5 separate regions of the Homo sapiens genome follow, and all the other regions are linked to region 1. Evidence: chromatin contacts called from ENCODE Hi-C or POLR2A ChIA-PET data. All regions are on one chromosome and are shown on one strand. The core of a region is the stretch at or near the end of the contact, and the rest is flanking DNA. Distances in the headings are between cores, read along the strand shown.

Evidence for each region. Hi-C counts contacts between places; a loop is a spot of excess contacts on that map. ChIA-PET counts read pairs that join two places held with the same protein, here RNA polymerase II (POLR2A). Pooled maps may share reads with other maps.
Region 2: a map of PC-3 shows a loop between it and region 1 (5-fold over the local background). The contact joins the enhancer-like site here to the promoter of PLPP3 in region 1. A Hi-C loop is called at or near these places in 9 of 168 maps with a recorded cell type or tissue (PC-3, ascending aorta, chondrocyte and 6 more) and 17 of 50 pooled maps. POLR2A ChIA-PET finds 5 or more read pairs at or near these places in 1 of 52 experiments (AG04450).
Region 3: a map of ascending aorta shows a loop between it and region 1 (6-fold over the local background). The contact joins the enhancer-like site here to the promoter of PLPP3 in region 1. A Hi-C loop is called at or near these places in 4 of 168 maps with a recorded cell type or tissue (ascending aorta, ovary, posterior cingulate gyrus and 1 more) and 13 of 50 pooled maps. POLR2A ChIA-PET finds 5 or more read pairs at or near these places in 2 of 52 experiments (AG04450 and H1).
Region 4: a map of chondrocyte shows a loop between it and region 1 (5-fold over the local background). The contact joins the enhancer-like site here to the promoter of PLPP3 in region 1. A Hi-C loop is called at or near these places in 14 of 168 maps with a recorded cell type or tissue (B cell, GM12878, MCF 10A and 8 more), 31 of 37 single-sample maps with no recorded cell type and 20 of 50 pooled maps. POLR2A ChIA-PET finds 5 or more read pairs at or near these places in 3 of 52 experiments (AG04450, BJ and WTC11).
Region 5: a map of sigmoid colon shows a loop between it and region 1 (2.8-fold over the local background). The contact joins the enhancer-like site here to the promoter of PLPP3 in region 1. A Hi-C loop is called at or near these places in 1 of 168 maps with a recorded cell type or tissue (sigmoid colon) and 2 of 50 pooled maps. POLR2A ChIA-PET finds 5 or more read pairs at or near these places in 3 of 52 experiments (AG04450, Caco-2 and PC-9).

What each region holds. Positions count from the first base shown.
Region 1 is chr1:56,578,203-56,580,859 of GRCh38, forward strand. It overlaps PLPP3 (phospholipid phosphatase 3), which reads right to left and starts at 1,361. Exons shown (of 6, transcript NM_003713.5): 1 at 676-1,361. The coding sequence starts at 814.
Region 2 is chr1:55,583,855-55,586,511 of GRCh38, forward strand. No RefSeq gene overlaps it. Among named protein-coding and RNA genes, the nearest start is that of MIR4422, 360 kb to the left of the region's middle. Within about 2 kb of position 1,315, at least 5 of the 41 ENCODE cell types and tissues checked have a DNase peak (open chromatin) inside an H3K27ac peak, as active enhancers do.
Region 3 is chr1:55,668,191-55,670,847 of GRCh38, forward strand. No RefSeq gene overlaps it. Among named protein-coding and RNA genes, the nearest start is that of LINC01753, 280 kb to the right of the region's middle. Within about 2 kb of position 1,346, at least 6 of the 41 ENCODE cell types and tissues checked have a DNase peak (open chromatin) inside an H3K27ac peak, as active enhancers do; they include ascending aorta and ovary, where a contact is called at or near this core.
Region 4 is chr1:55,695,036-55,697,692 of GRCh38, forward strand. No RefSeq gene overlaps it. Among named protein-coding and RNA genes, the nearest start is that of LINC01753, 250 kb to the right of the region's middle. Within about 2 kb of position 1,301, at least 8 of the 41 ENCODE cell types and tissues checked have a DNase peak (open chromatin) inside an H3K27ac peak, as active enhancers do; they include PC-3, where a contact is called at or near this core.
Region 5 is chr1:55,812,495-55,815,151 of GRCh38, forward strand. All of the region lies in intron 1 of LOC105378740 (a long non-coding RNA gene), which reads right to left. Among named protein-coding and RNA genes, the nearest start is that of LINC01753, 130 kb to the right of the region's middle. Within about 2 kb of position 1,322, at least 3 of the 41 ENCODE cell types and tissues checked have a DNase peak (open chromatin) inside an H3K27ac peak, as active enhancers do; they include PC-9, where a contact is called at or near this core.

The DNA.
Region 1 (2,657 bases), core at 111-2,610:
GCTCATCACCCCTGCTGCACCGAGTCAGAGAGTGGGCGAGCTAAAACTGATGCCCCTGAAGCCGCCTACCACCTGGCACACAGTAGGCACTCAAGTGATTGCTGAAGCCGTGCCCAGCACCAAGCCCGGGGAAAGCACCTACAGGAGAGGAGCAAGTGAAAAGGCCGGCTAGCCAGTCTGGCGAGCCTGGGCAGCAAAGGCGGAAGGGCTGGATGTTTACATACAGCCGCCGGGAAGGCAGCTCGGCTCCAGGCAGGAGCCCGACTCTCGGGGCGATCCATTTCACTCGGATGGAGGGCGACCAGCTAGCTATACGCTGGCTCTAGAGCGCGGCTCAACCAACTTCCCCTACGCTAAAAGGACGAACCCACACCTTCCGCGGGATTCCGCCCGGGCTTCCAACGTGGAGACGACTTTTACTGAGCTGGTTTAACAGTTGCCCACGAACGCTTAAGCACGCCCAGACCCACTCAAGTACAGGCCAAGAAGTCGGTGGGATCGGGGAGGGCGGGGGCTTCGGGCCTGGGCGGCGCAAAGGCTCCCCAGGAAGGCTGCGGGGGCCCCCCGGAGCTGACGGCGCGGCGCGGCGCGGCGCTGCGCGGCCCCGGACTGGGCTGGGACGCGCGCCGAGGGACGAGGGGCCGAGGGGCCGAGGGACAGCGGGGCTGGGCTCACCCATGAAGAGGCAGAAGAGGTCGAGGCAGATGAGCAGCACCCGCTTGCTGCCGCTCCTCCTCGGGTTGTTGTTGAGCGCCGGGCTGCCGCCGTTCTTGCTCTCCGGGACGATCGCTTTGTCGTACTTGTAGTTTTGCATGGCGCTGGCTGCGGCGCGAGCCTCCCGCCCCGCGAAGACGTCCCGCAACAGCAGCCACACACCCAGGCGCCCGGGTCGCCTCCTGGCCGAGGCTGCTGCGGATAGTGGCGGGTCGGCCCCGGCTCCGGGCGCGGCGGCTAGAGTGCAGCCGGGGCTGCCTGCCTCCAACTGCAGAAGGTGGTGTTTTCTGCTCCTCCTGCGCGCCTCTGCTTTCCTCTGTCAACCCTAAATCGTTCTAAAGTCCAAGGGGAAGAGAGCCAGATCCCGAGCAGAAACTTTTGCAGAGCTGCGCAGCTTGGGGCGCGCTGTTGTGGCGCGCGTCTGAGTGCGCGAGCGAGCGAGTGGGCAGCGCGGGCGCTCGGCCACCTTCCTCCGCAGCTGGTTCCTTAATGAATGGGAGCTGCGCTGAGCCCAGCAACTCCGGAGCGCCAGCCCCAACTCTAACTTTGCCTCCTCCTCCTCCTCCTCCTCCGGCTCCTCCTGCTCCTCCTGCTGTTGGTGCTGCTGCCGCGGCGGCTGCTGCTGTGATCGCCTGGGTTTGTTTTCTGCACTTTTATTTCACGAGGTCCTTTAAAAAGAGAAGACGTGGGGGGAGAGAGAGAGAGGGACCTCCTTACTTGGCTCGGATGGGATTCCGAAAGCACAGCCCCTTCCTTAAGCTGCCTAAGACGTAGGATAATTAAGGCCACATTTTCCCCCACCCCCTTCAAAAAAAAAAAAAAAAGTCCTAAAAGGAAAAGTTACTCTCAAACCAGAGAAACCGGGAGCCCCTAGCGTTCAGAAACACCAAATTGTCACCAAAGAAAAAATATATATAAATAAAAAGAAACATTTTCTTGCTGGCCTTGGGTCAAGTAAAAGTTAGGGCTGTACAGCTAAAATGCATTTTTCCTCACCTACAAACCTGAGGCTTTCAGGTCTTTATTGTGACTTGAATTGTATTACCCTGAAAATATAATTTTTAAGGAAAACAAGTTGTTTGTTTGTTTAAGATCTTAACATCCAACACCGGGTACTACGCTAGATTTTGAGAATACTAAAATGAAAAAGACTGCACGACTGTGGAACCACATCTCCTGGATTTCAATCCTGTGACTCTGTGCCTCAGTTTCCCCGTATGTAACTAGAGATAACTGTTCCTTTTCATATAGGGTGGTTGTGAAGACTTAATTTGTTAATCCGTATAAGCTCCTAGAACAGTGCCCAGTACATAGGAAGTGCTCTGTGAGGGTTAGCAATTACCTTTTTTCTGGGTGAAGGAGTCTCAGGCAACCCCTCTCTTGGCCCCAAGAGTAATTCTACTACTATGGGGAATTCCAGGGCAGCCAAAATGCTCTCTGCTTGAGTTTCAGACAATCTAACATTTTTCCTTAGAGGCTGGCATCTTATTTTTAATTATTTTATGTGAGTTAATCTTTTTTCCAGATAGAGAATAAACATTTCCAGGGCAAGGGCCTTCCCTTGTATCTTCTATAGTGCCTAGCATGGACCTGGGCACAGTGGACAATAAATGGATGTTTTTTCCAGGTGGTTCTTTGTGTGCATTCAGAAATGGAAATATTTGTAGCTTTTTGATACATTATATGAATCATGTTCTTTCTTACACTGACTTGTTTTGGGTTTTGATAACTTTATATGCAGCCACCATCAACCCTTTCTGGTACAATTGCCCTTTCTGGTACAATCCTTTCACACTCCACACCCCTGCTCTCCTGCACGCTCTGCCTATAATGCATACCCTTTCCTCCTCTAGTTAGGGAAATGCTTCTCTTGCTTTAGTATCCTCTGAAATGTCACCTCCTCTCTGAGTACTTTCTTCATTCCTGCACAGAATTAACTTCAC
Region 2 (2,657 bases), core at 65-2,564, 990 kb before region 1:
CTTAGGGAGACAGAGCAGTGAGCCATCTGAGGCTTTGTGTTCTCTGCTGCTCCCGTTGTCTGAGTCCTGTGGCCGCTGAGCCCTGCTGCCACTCTTCCCGTCCCAGACTCAGTTACTGCCACCAGGGCTTGGACTGAGGTGAAGCAAGAAAGGAAGCCATCTGCCTGGGCAATTACAGGAACTTGAGAAGAAGGCTTCCTTAAATTTTCACCCTAGGCCCTTCACTTGCCTCACCCTGATGCCAGCCTTGACCTCTTCTGGCATTCCGCAAACGTGTCATGCCCTCTCCCACCTCAGGACTTTTGTGTTTGCTGCTTCTTTTTGGCCTGGAACATTCCATCCCTGAGAGCTGTGTGGCACCCTCACTGCCTTCTGTCTGGGCTCTAAGATCACCTTGGAGGGAACTTCCCTGAGGTGGGGTGGCTGTGTCTTCTGTTTATCCCTCACCCAGTTTTATTTTTCACCCCAGCACTCAACAACTCCTGACACGTTTGTTTACTTCTTGCCTTGACCCTCCATGTGGTATGAATGACGGCCCCTGAAAGTGGCAGAGTGGGGGCAACCCTCAATACATATTGGTTGACTAAAGGATGGAAAGGCTGAGCAGGGGTCACCTGTCTTGCCTCCTCCTTCAAGATGTGACTTTCCATTCCATGGAGTCACTCTGGCTAATTCTTTGGTTTCATTGTCTCCTTAAAAATCTCTCCAAAATATTCAGGCTGAAAGTGCTTTGATGTACCAAGTTTATAGTACACACTCAGACCTTTTTTTAAAAAAATTCACTTTCATCTAACTTTTTGTATTAAAAAATCCTATAATCCCATAACCCACCACCTAGAGGCAGCGTGTTCATTGAGGTTGTTTGCTGTACTTCACATGTGTTTATTAAGACTGCAGTGAAATGGCTGTAAGTGGTAGCTGCTTGTCTGGCAGAGGAAGAGCATCCCTCTGGCCCCATCAGGGATGCTCTGGCACAACAGGTAGGATCTTCATCATTGCCCTCCCCATTCAAAGCCACCATGGCCCCCTTTGCCTGAAGACTGAGGTCTCAGCTCCTCCTCCACAGGGCTCTTGAAGTTCTGCCACACTGGGCTCAACCCCTTCCCAGTGCTCCCTCCCTTTTGCACCCTTAGAAACCTTTGCTCCAGCCAGACTTGTCTCCTCATTATCCTTCCAATATCTGCGTCTGCAGCTTTCTCCCTTAGAAACCTCATTATTTCCACAGCTTCAATTCCCCCACCCCCACCCCATTCTTTGTTTCCAGACCTCAGCTACAGCTCAAATTTCAAATTGCCTGTTGGCATCTCTTTCTGTGAGCCCTGCCAGCAACTCAAACTCAGCATGGCCAGAGCCTGCCTTTATTTTCTCTCCCCAAATTGTCCTCCTCTTTCCTCCCCACATTTCTATTAGGAGTCCCATCATTCTCACTGACACCCAAGTTGGAAATTTCAGAGTCTGATTAGCTTTTCTTTTTCTTTTGCCACCACATCTAGTGAGTCACCACATTCTATCAGTTCATCCTAATGATAGCTGTGGGTATGTTATTAGTCCATTTTCATACTGCTATTAAGAAATACCTGAGACTGGGTAATTTATAAGGAAAAATAAGTTTAATCGACTCAGAGTTCCACATGGCTGGGGAGGCCTGACAATCATGGTGGAAGGTGAAGGAGGAGCAAATGTACGTCTTACATGGTGGCAGGCAAGAGAACATGCATAGTGGAACTGCCCTTTATAAAATCATCAGATCTCTTGAGACTTAATCATTATCACAAGAACAGCAAGGGCAAAACCTGTCCCCGTGTTTCAATTACCTCCCACTGGGCCTCTCTCACAACATGTGGGGATTATGGGAGCTACAGTTCAAGATGAGATTTGGGTGAGAACACAGCCAAACTATATCAGGTATATTGACTAATCACAGACCCACTATGTGTCAAGTAGCATAGTAAGTCCTCACCTAATGTCATCCATAGTTTCTTTTTTTTTCTCTCTCTTTTTTTATTATAAGTTCTAGGGTACATGTGTAGAACGTGCAGTTTTGTTACATAGGTATGCACGTGCCATGGTGGTTTGCTGCACCCATCAACCTGTCACCTACATTAGGTATTTCTCCTAATGTTAACCCTCCCCTAGCCTCTCCACTCCCAAACAGGCCCTGGTGTGTGATGTTCCCTTCCCTATGTCCATGTGTTCTCATTGTTCAGATCCCACTTATAAGAGAACATGTGGTGTTTGGTTTTCTGTTCTTGTGATAGTTTGCTGAGAATGATGGTTTCCAGCTTCATCCATGTCCCTACAAAGGACATGAACTCATCCTTTTTGTGGCTGCATAGGATTCCATGTGACTGTGAAACAAAGTATAAAAACCAATTATTTTTCTTATCAAGATTATAAGGAAAGAAAGGTGAATGTGAGACATTATTCAAGGACCTGCTGTTTTGCTTCAAGTCACAGTTCCTAAGAACCTATTGATAACATTGAGGATTTAGTGTATTGTCCACAATCTCCAAAATGAGGCTGTATGATGCTTAGGGTACAAGTGAAGCTGGGGTAATACAGGGACCCAGGTATTCAGTGGCCTAACTTAAGCAGGTGTTTATTCCTCTCTTCTGTAATAGTCCAGAGGCAATAGTTCAGGGAGAGCAGGACTCTTG
Region 3 (2,657 bases), core at 96-2,595, 910 kb before region 1:
CCAGTTGTGGTGGTGTGTGCCTATAATCCCAGCTTCTTGGGAGGCTGAGGCAGGAGAATTGCTGGAACCTGGGAGGCAGAGGTTGCAGTGAGCCAAGATCGCGCCACTGCACTCCAGCGTCAATGGCAAGAAAGCAACTCCATCTCAAAAAAAAAAAAGAAAAAGACAAGAAATTATTCATGTAAGCAAAACCACCTGTACCCCAAAAAGTGTTGAAATAAAAATAAAAAATAATTATTTTTAAAAGTATATTAACAATAGAAAAAAAGATTTATTTAAAATTGGACCATTAAGGTAAGATTGAAAAGTTAAGAAGCTTGAAATTGGTGTGTGTGTGTGTGTGTGTGTGTGTCTGTGTGTGTGTGTGTGTCTGTGTGTTGGAGAGAAGGAGAGAGAGGGATAGTATATAGTGAGAATGAGGAAAAGAAGGGATAGAAAGTATAATACCAAGCACTTAGGTTACAAGGAGCTGTGAATGAGAATTCTCCAATTTGCTGTGAGTTTCCTAGCCAGGAAAGCAGAAAGTTAGGCTAATTTTATGTTAAAAAATCTTTGATCCTAGTAGTGATATATTATCCTGGGTGATTTTTCTTCTTACAGTGATGACACTGGCATTATGGGAGGGATAATTCTTTATTGGGTGAGACTATTTCACATACTGCAGGACATGGAGCTTCCCTGGCCTCTCTACTTGCTAAGTGCTAGTTGTATCCTCCAGGCACAACTGGACAATCAAAAAATGCCCTCATGCTTTGACAAATGCCCCTTAGGGGACAGTGTGGCCCCTAGTTGAGAACCACTGAACCTAACCCATTTGGTTTCAACAAAAGAGAATGTCAAGATTCAGAGAGTATTGTAGCTAACTGTTCAGGATCACACAAATCGTAAATGTCACAGCCAGATCCAAAATTCAGGTTTCTTGCCTCTAGTTTGGTTTCTATTAATGTTCCATTTCTCAGTGTTTATTTTGTTTTTAATAGACAGTTGATTTTACTTTATCAGCCACATACTGAAGCAAACCCACCTTTTGTGTTTGAAGATTATGCTTTAACTTTCCAATCTGTAAACCATTATCTTGTATGGAGAGACACTGGAAAAAGTTTTCCAGTTATCTCTTGGGCAGAAACCAGAGGGCCGCAGTACTCTTGGAAGCTTGAAAAGTTCTGAGTGAGAAGTCAGGATGCCTGATTTCCTCTACCTAGACTGTGCCAACGTGATATCTTGAGATTTCCCAGGCCAGCTTGACTCAATGATTCTAAGAATTTAGACAGAAAAGCCCAGGCTCTTCCTTCCTTGGCTGCATTAATGAAGGAGTGGCTGAGTGTCTCAGCCTGTGTGTTGCTATCATGACGTTCACTCAGTGTTGAGAAATGCCTTACAGATGCTGTGCTAGGTAAGGAGGAGCCAAATGTTTTCTAGCTCCCTTGGTCAGCACAGGATTGCCTGGGACCTTGGAGGAAAGAACTTTGCATTTATATCTGAAATATGACCTGAGCTTTTCTGTGTCTACAGCCTAAGTCTGTGTAACATTGATAGAATCTAATTCTCCCCTCAGAGCTTCACTCTGAGGGTACTGAACTCACATGGTTATTGGGGGTACTCTCTGACATAATGGGAGAATTCTTTGCCTGTTTAAGGCCGTATATTGTGGCAGAGAACACTAGTGCTTACCACAGGCCTGGTTTCCTCTTTTCTCAGGCACACAGCTAAGCCTCATCCCAGCCCTTTGCACTCATGGTAGAGCCAGTGGCAGGTGGGTAGTAGTGATGTATTCTCTTCTGCACAGTACTCGATCCTCTTTTTTTCTGTGGCTGCCTTGGAGGTCACATGGTGAAGATGGCAGTGCCACAAGATGGGAGGAATCTGAGCTCTGAATCACCGTGAAGAAGTCTGCTGGATGAACACTTGCTTGCACCGTGGAGTGGGCAAGAACTCTCAAATCTCAATGGCTTAACAACAAAGCTGTGCTTGTTATATAGATGATAGCCTCCCTTGACTAACAAAATTGTTAATACAACTTAGCCGACTGTGAAAAAAGCACATGAATGAAGACTTCTCTCATCTTCCCATAGCTTTCTATCTCTATCCCTCTGCTGTTAGGAGTGATTCTGAAAAGAATACTCAGAACTTACAGATAATTTTAATTTTTGTGTGTCTTTATCCAAGTGGTTCCAAAATCCACCCCACTCCCCAGCACCATTGCTGTTTAAAAGGCAAACAAACTTACTCTATGTGACCTTAGGAAGGTCATCTTACAGATGAGGAAACTGGTGCTCAGAGAAGCCAGGTTATTAGGTTGTGGTGAAGATTAAATGAGATCATGAATATGAAGCAAGGAGCACAGTGGCTGGCACATACAAAGCGCTCAATAAATGTCAGTCCCAACATTCTTCATTCTCCCCGAAGAGCAGAAGACTTTGTTTGCTTCCTGTCAAAAGAATCACTGAGCACAGGGAGTGGTAGTTCAGGGGTGAGGTAAACAATTCCTGATCCTCTTATCCCAACTGCAGCCCTGTATAAAATCTCATTTTTGTTTTTTGTGAGGTACCTCAGACTGGAGCAAGTATTGTTTTTCTAGCCTTGGCTTTTTGGACAAATAGCTGCTGTTCTTCTCTGGGCTTTAGTTTCTCTTTAGAATAGCAGGGCTGGACTAAATG
Region 4 (2,657 bases), core at 51-2,550, 880 kb before region 1:
ATGATATGTTATAAAGCATCTAATATAATGCCAGGCATATTCTTGAATGAATATTGTTAGTGTCAAAGAGAAACATAAACTTCCAATTGTTGAGGATGTTTCAGGCACCATGACAAGTGCTAGGAAAATAAATATATCAAAATATGCTTCTGACCTCAAGGAATTTCAGTAACATGGATACGAAATTATTGTTCTGATAGAAACTCTGTCACATTCCAGCTAGGTGACCTTGGATGAATCATTCCACTTTTGTGGGTCTCCGTTTTCTCTAAAATAGAGAAAATTGTACCTAATTCATAGCATTGCAGTGATGACTAAATGAGATGGCGCAGGACAAGATGCCTGGTACAGGGCTGCCATTTATGAAGTGTGTCTCATTACATCACGAGCTCTGATCTGGCCTATTTGCCTTCATGTTTCCAAGGGCCACTCCCCAGAGGAGACTCCTAAACACCCTGAAACCTTAGAGAGCTTTGCCCAGCCTCCTTGGCCATTTGACCCTGCTTCATACTTTATAGGCCATGTTAAGGAAAAAGATTGAAATTACAGTGGACCTGGAGCCAGGAAACCCCATGTTGAAGCCCTTGATTTGCCACTTTGAGGCTTAGAAAAATTAGAGTGCTACATAGTTATCGTTTCTGCATTTATCAGGGGAAGAGATTTGGAGTCAGGCAGCTTACTGTACTGGCTCCGCTCTTACTATGTGACATCTGATGGATGAGTCTCTCTTCGAAGCCTCGGCTTCCTCATTTGTGCAATCTCTCTAGGCTACCCCTGCTTCATGGGAGTATTGTTGTATTCAGTGTTAGCATGTTTTCAATATAATTAGTACAGTACCTGGCACAGAGTACATGGTTAATACATTTTCTTTATTATTATCGAATATTTTTATAATTCAAGACAAACTTAGAGGTATACAATAAAAATAGAGCTATAAGATGAAGAAATTAGTACTCAGAGAGGTAACTAATTTATTGTGATGTTTCATATATATCATTTCAATGCAGGACACCTAAGAAGCACTCAATATATATTTGTTCTATCCTTCTCCAGATATATGTCATTTTTAGTCCATGTATCACTTTTGAGATGCTTTGCTTTTTTAACATTTTTAGTCTGAATTTTTTTTTCCCTAAGGAGCTGAAATCCTCTCCCTGTGGATAAAAGTTATTTTTTCTGACTGGGAAGCTTCAGGCAAGATATTCATTGGCGAAAGTTACAAAGGAAGCAAGATGTGTGCTTGTTATGATCGTGAATCAGGCCTGGGGATCCAGGGCCCAGATTACTTGGCATCATGTCACACTCCAGGCCACTCATAGCTTTGTTATTGCTTTTGGTGATTCTTGTAGAGGGAATGAGTGAGTCCCTTGCACTGACACGCACATGTGCAAGCTCCTAATCACTCACATCCTCTCCTAATGACAGCTGATCATCGTGGAAAGCTGGAGGGCTCCAGGGAGAGGGGCTCCAGTGGAGTGCCTCTCTCGGCCCCAAAACAGACTATATGGACGCGGTGACTCACGGCTCAAAATGTAGTGAGAGATAACGCCAGGGTCTGCTTGGCTACTGCAGATGATCTTGGAAACTATGAAGCCTGAAGATAGATCACATTTCTGGGCTTTCAAAAGAACTCTGAAACCCTCTAAATTTAGATTGGGCTCTCTCCTGGGATCGGTCATCTTAGAGAGATGTCATTTCATTAGGAAAACCTGAATTGAAATCATCATAGCTCATCATGCTGTGAATTCATATGCCCCTGGCCCATGGAGCTCAGCCAGCAAGGCCTCCAGTTCACTTGCAGAGTTATTTTCCAGACCAAGCTCTAATCATCCTCAAACTGCTTAAAAGGTGCTAATAATTTTCAAGTGCCTCTCATGTCCTCTGTAGGCTTTCTGTTCAGTCTCTTGGTTAACCCTCTCTACACCATCACTAGGTAGACACTATTGTTCCCACTTTGCAATGAGTTTAAAAAGACTCTCATTGTTTAAGTGACTTGCCCAAGACCTCACAGGGGCAGAACCAGGAAGTGAACCTTGGTTGGTCTGACTCTAGAATCTCCTCCTTTTCACTCTATCGCATGGGACAGAGTTGTGGTCCTGCCTCCTTCCCAAGATTTCTGCACCCCATGTGTCATTGTTAGATCCTCTGCTAACTTTAGATTCCAGTAAGATAGCCCTGTTCCTGACACACTGTAGATACACAAACAAAATTTAACTGAAATGAAAATGTGATGAAGTGCGTGACATTGGGCAGGACCCAGGTTTTTCTATTCATAAAGTGAGGAGGTTGATGAGATGGTTGATGAGAGTTGTATGCTTTAGGGCAGTGGTTCTCAATACAGACTACACATTTGAATTTCTTGGGGAGCTTTTCAAAAACACCAATACCCACATATTTTTCTAGAAGTTTTGGTTTAATCAATTTGGAGAGGGTCCTAGATGTAGTATTTTATAAAAATGTACCAGTGATTCTAACAGGCCGGCAGGATTGAGAAGTACTGATTTAGAGTTCCCCAACCCTTCTATTCTTGCACCTTGTTGGTAAAAGTGATTGACTCATTGCTACAGTCAACTCTGTTCTATCTTACCACTGTCACATCTAATCTCACAAAATTTTCCATCTCCAGTATTTGGTCCAATCTTCCCTTTTTCTCTCTC
Region 5 (2,657 bases), core at 72-2,571, 770 kb before region 1:
CAAAGGGAGTGACCAAGGAGGTGAAACCAAGGCCAGTTGTCAAGGGTCAGTGGTTACAGGTCATATCCTAAGTCAGGAGGCATTGCATCATAGTTGAAAAATGAAACCTCAAGGCAGTAAGGACTTGGCTGATATTAGGGTCACCAGATGCCAAGGTGGCTAAGAGTTGTAACAAAAGTTAACAAGTTATGGACAAAAGTTAACTTAAGAATGTTAATTGTGGAGCACTTTAGAATAGTGTCAAGAGTAAGACTTGAGTATCTGACGAATTTCTCCCAAGCACCAGAATCACACATACAGCCACAGACTCAATATCTCCACTTTATTGTCTCCCACCTCGTACATGGCCAAACCCAGGGCCATAGGCATAAGCTAAGGGAAACATGCTGCTGCATAAGTGGTGGGTCTGAGCTACCTGTTTATTAGCTTGTTTGAGACTTCCAGTTCCGCCCATGTTTGATCTTTAATGTACCATTTCAATCTTTTGATGGAGTGTTGCTGGGCCCATCTGACCTTATGACTTGGTGGGTCTGGCAGGATTCAGCTCATGATGGGGAGTGTGGGGGTATTATAACATTCAATTTGGTGGTGGTAGTTGAGAGCAGTTTGAAGGACTAACTGGTGATAGTACAAAAATACCCAGTCTCTCTTCTGTTTCTACTTCTATCAAAGAAAACATTTTTCAAGCTATGAAATAGTTATGAGGGCATAAACAAAGTTAGGGAAAAGATCAACTAAATTATAAACTATAAAGTTATCTCTACTTTTTCTAGGCTCAGAAGAGCACATCTGAAAGTAATTTTTCAGAACTTGTAGGTTTGACATAAGGATACTTCTGTTAATCAGAGAAAGAATAGGTTGCAAGAGTTGAAAATATGCAACTTTTGTAAAAGGATAAGGTAGAGTTTTGAAAGTTATAGGTCAGTGAGCTTAATGTCAACTCCTAGTAAATTTTAGAAAAGATTACTAAGCATGTGGAGAAGTAATAAAGAAGAAAGAACTATCTATGAGGAACTACTATGTTAAATACCTTACTACATGAATTCCTTTTAAAAAGGAAGTTTTAAATTGGTAAAATAAAAAGTTGTACAGTTATCCATTAGAGATGATATGGCATTGCTCAAAAAAGCTAACATAGGCCTGGGGATAACAGTGAATGTACATTGTCCATTTCAGGGGCCCGTGTTGTGATTGTCATCCTAGGACTTACCATAAATTCCACACACATTTTTCCCCAGTGGAAACTTCTATCATAGGGTTTGCCAGATCATATGGCCCAAGCAACAGGGCTGATTGCGTCATGGCCTGGACAAGCATCTGTTTGTTTTTGGTTTTTTTTTTCCTGCTCTGGGTCTGGTCAAGGCTGTCAGGCTTTCGCATCACCTGGGACATAAGCCAGAGCAGCTTCCCTGTGTGTGGGATCAGCTTCCTCCAGAACCTGAGGCCCATCAGGCATTGTGCTTCCTCCTTTGTGGCAGGAGATATAAGTGGCAGTGATTTGTTTTTTTTACTTTAGGGGAAATTTGAGAATACCTTTGACCATTGGACCTCTAAATATTTTATGGATATGGCAAACCTTTTAATATTCTGGAGTATATGTGTCTTACCAAGGCTGCCAGTATGCGGGCTAACTTACTCATCTGGATCAATCAACAGAAGTTCATTGATGTAATAGATCATTGTAATGTTCTACAGGGTATCCAGATGGTCCAGATAACTTTAAACTTATGAGATAAGGCAGAAAAGTTAACTTAGGCCTGGGGATAACAGTGAATGTATATTGCTCATTCCATCTGGCTAACAGGACAGCCGCCATTGCATGTTTTAGTGATACTAGTGTTCTACTCACTGGCACATTTTCTACTGCCTTCATAAAATTGCCCTCAGCATCTTCCTATGGGACACATCTGTTGGGTCTTCCAGTCATACATTATATACCCTTCAGCAAGTCTGTTTCTAAGCTTTTTAATACCTTCTTTTGCCACTTAAGCACAGCATTTTTTTTTTTGCATTTAAGCTTCGCTGAGTATGAGCTACAACGTCCATGCTTCTAGAAGCCATCATAATAGCAGATTCATACCATTTCCTGAGATCCTTGGCAGGCTGTTAAGTCCTGCCATTGTAGGAGATTGTGCCCAAATAAACTTTTCTTTATTTGCCCTCTTTGATCAACCATGTCAGAAGTCAGTTCTCCGTGTATTCTATCCTTTTCTGGTAACATATTGGCTAGGAGAAGGCTTCCTATCCATGTTTCCAGATATGACTAGGCTTAGTTACAGCATAATCTAAGCTTGGTCACCAGGAGGATAGAAGAGGTGCAGTTAGGTCACAAAATCTCTGCAATTCTTACAGCACTTTATTTGGCAAAGGGATGGGTGCTAATTCTTAGTAAACAAGGGAAGGCCTCATATGCAAGCACAGAAGATTCACATAGGTTAGGGGACCAAAATCTTCAGAGGTATCAACCCAAATGCATCTATATTCCATGTATTATGTTCAAGATTATAAATATCAAATGGGATCATAAATACGATGGGGAAAAATAAGGGGCACCTGGGACAGTTGCCACAATGATAAACATTTCTGCAGTCTCCTTATTTGTTGTGGGTATGTGTGTTTGTAAAATGATATTGGTCAGAGAAGATCAGGCCACTGAG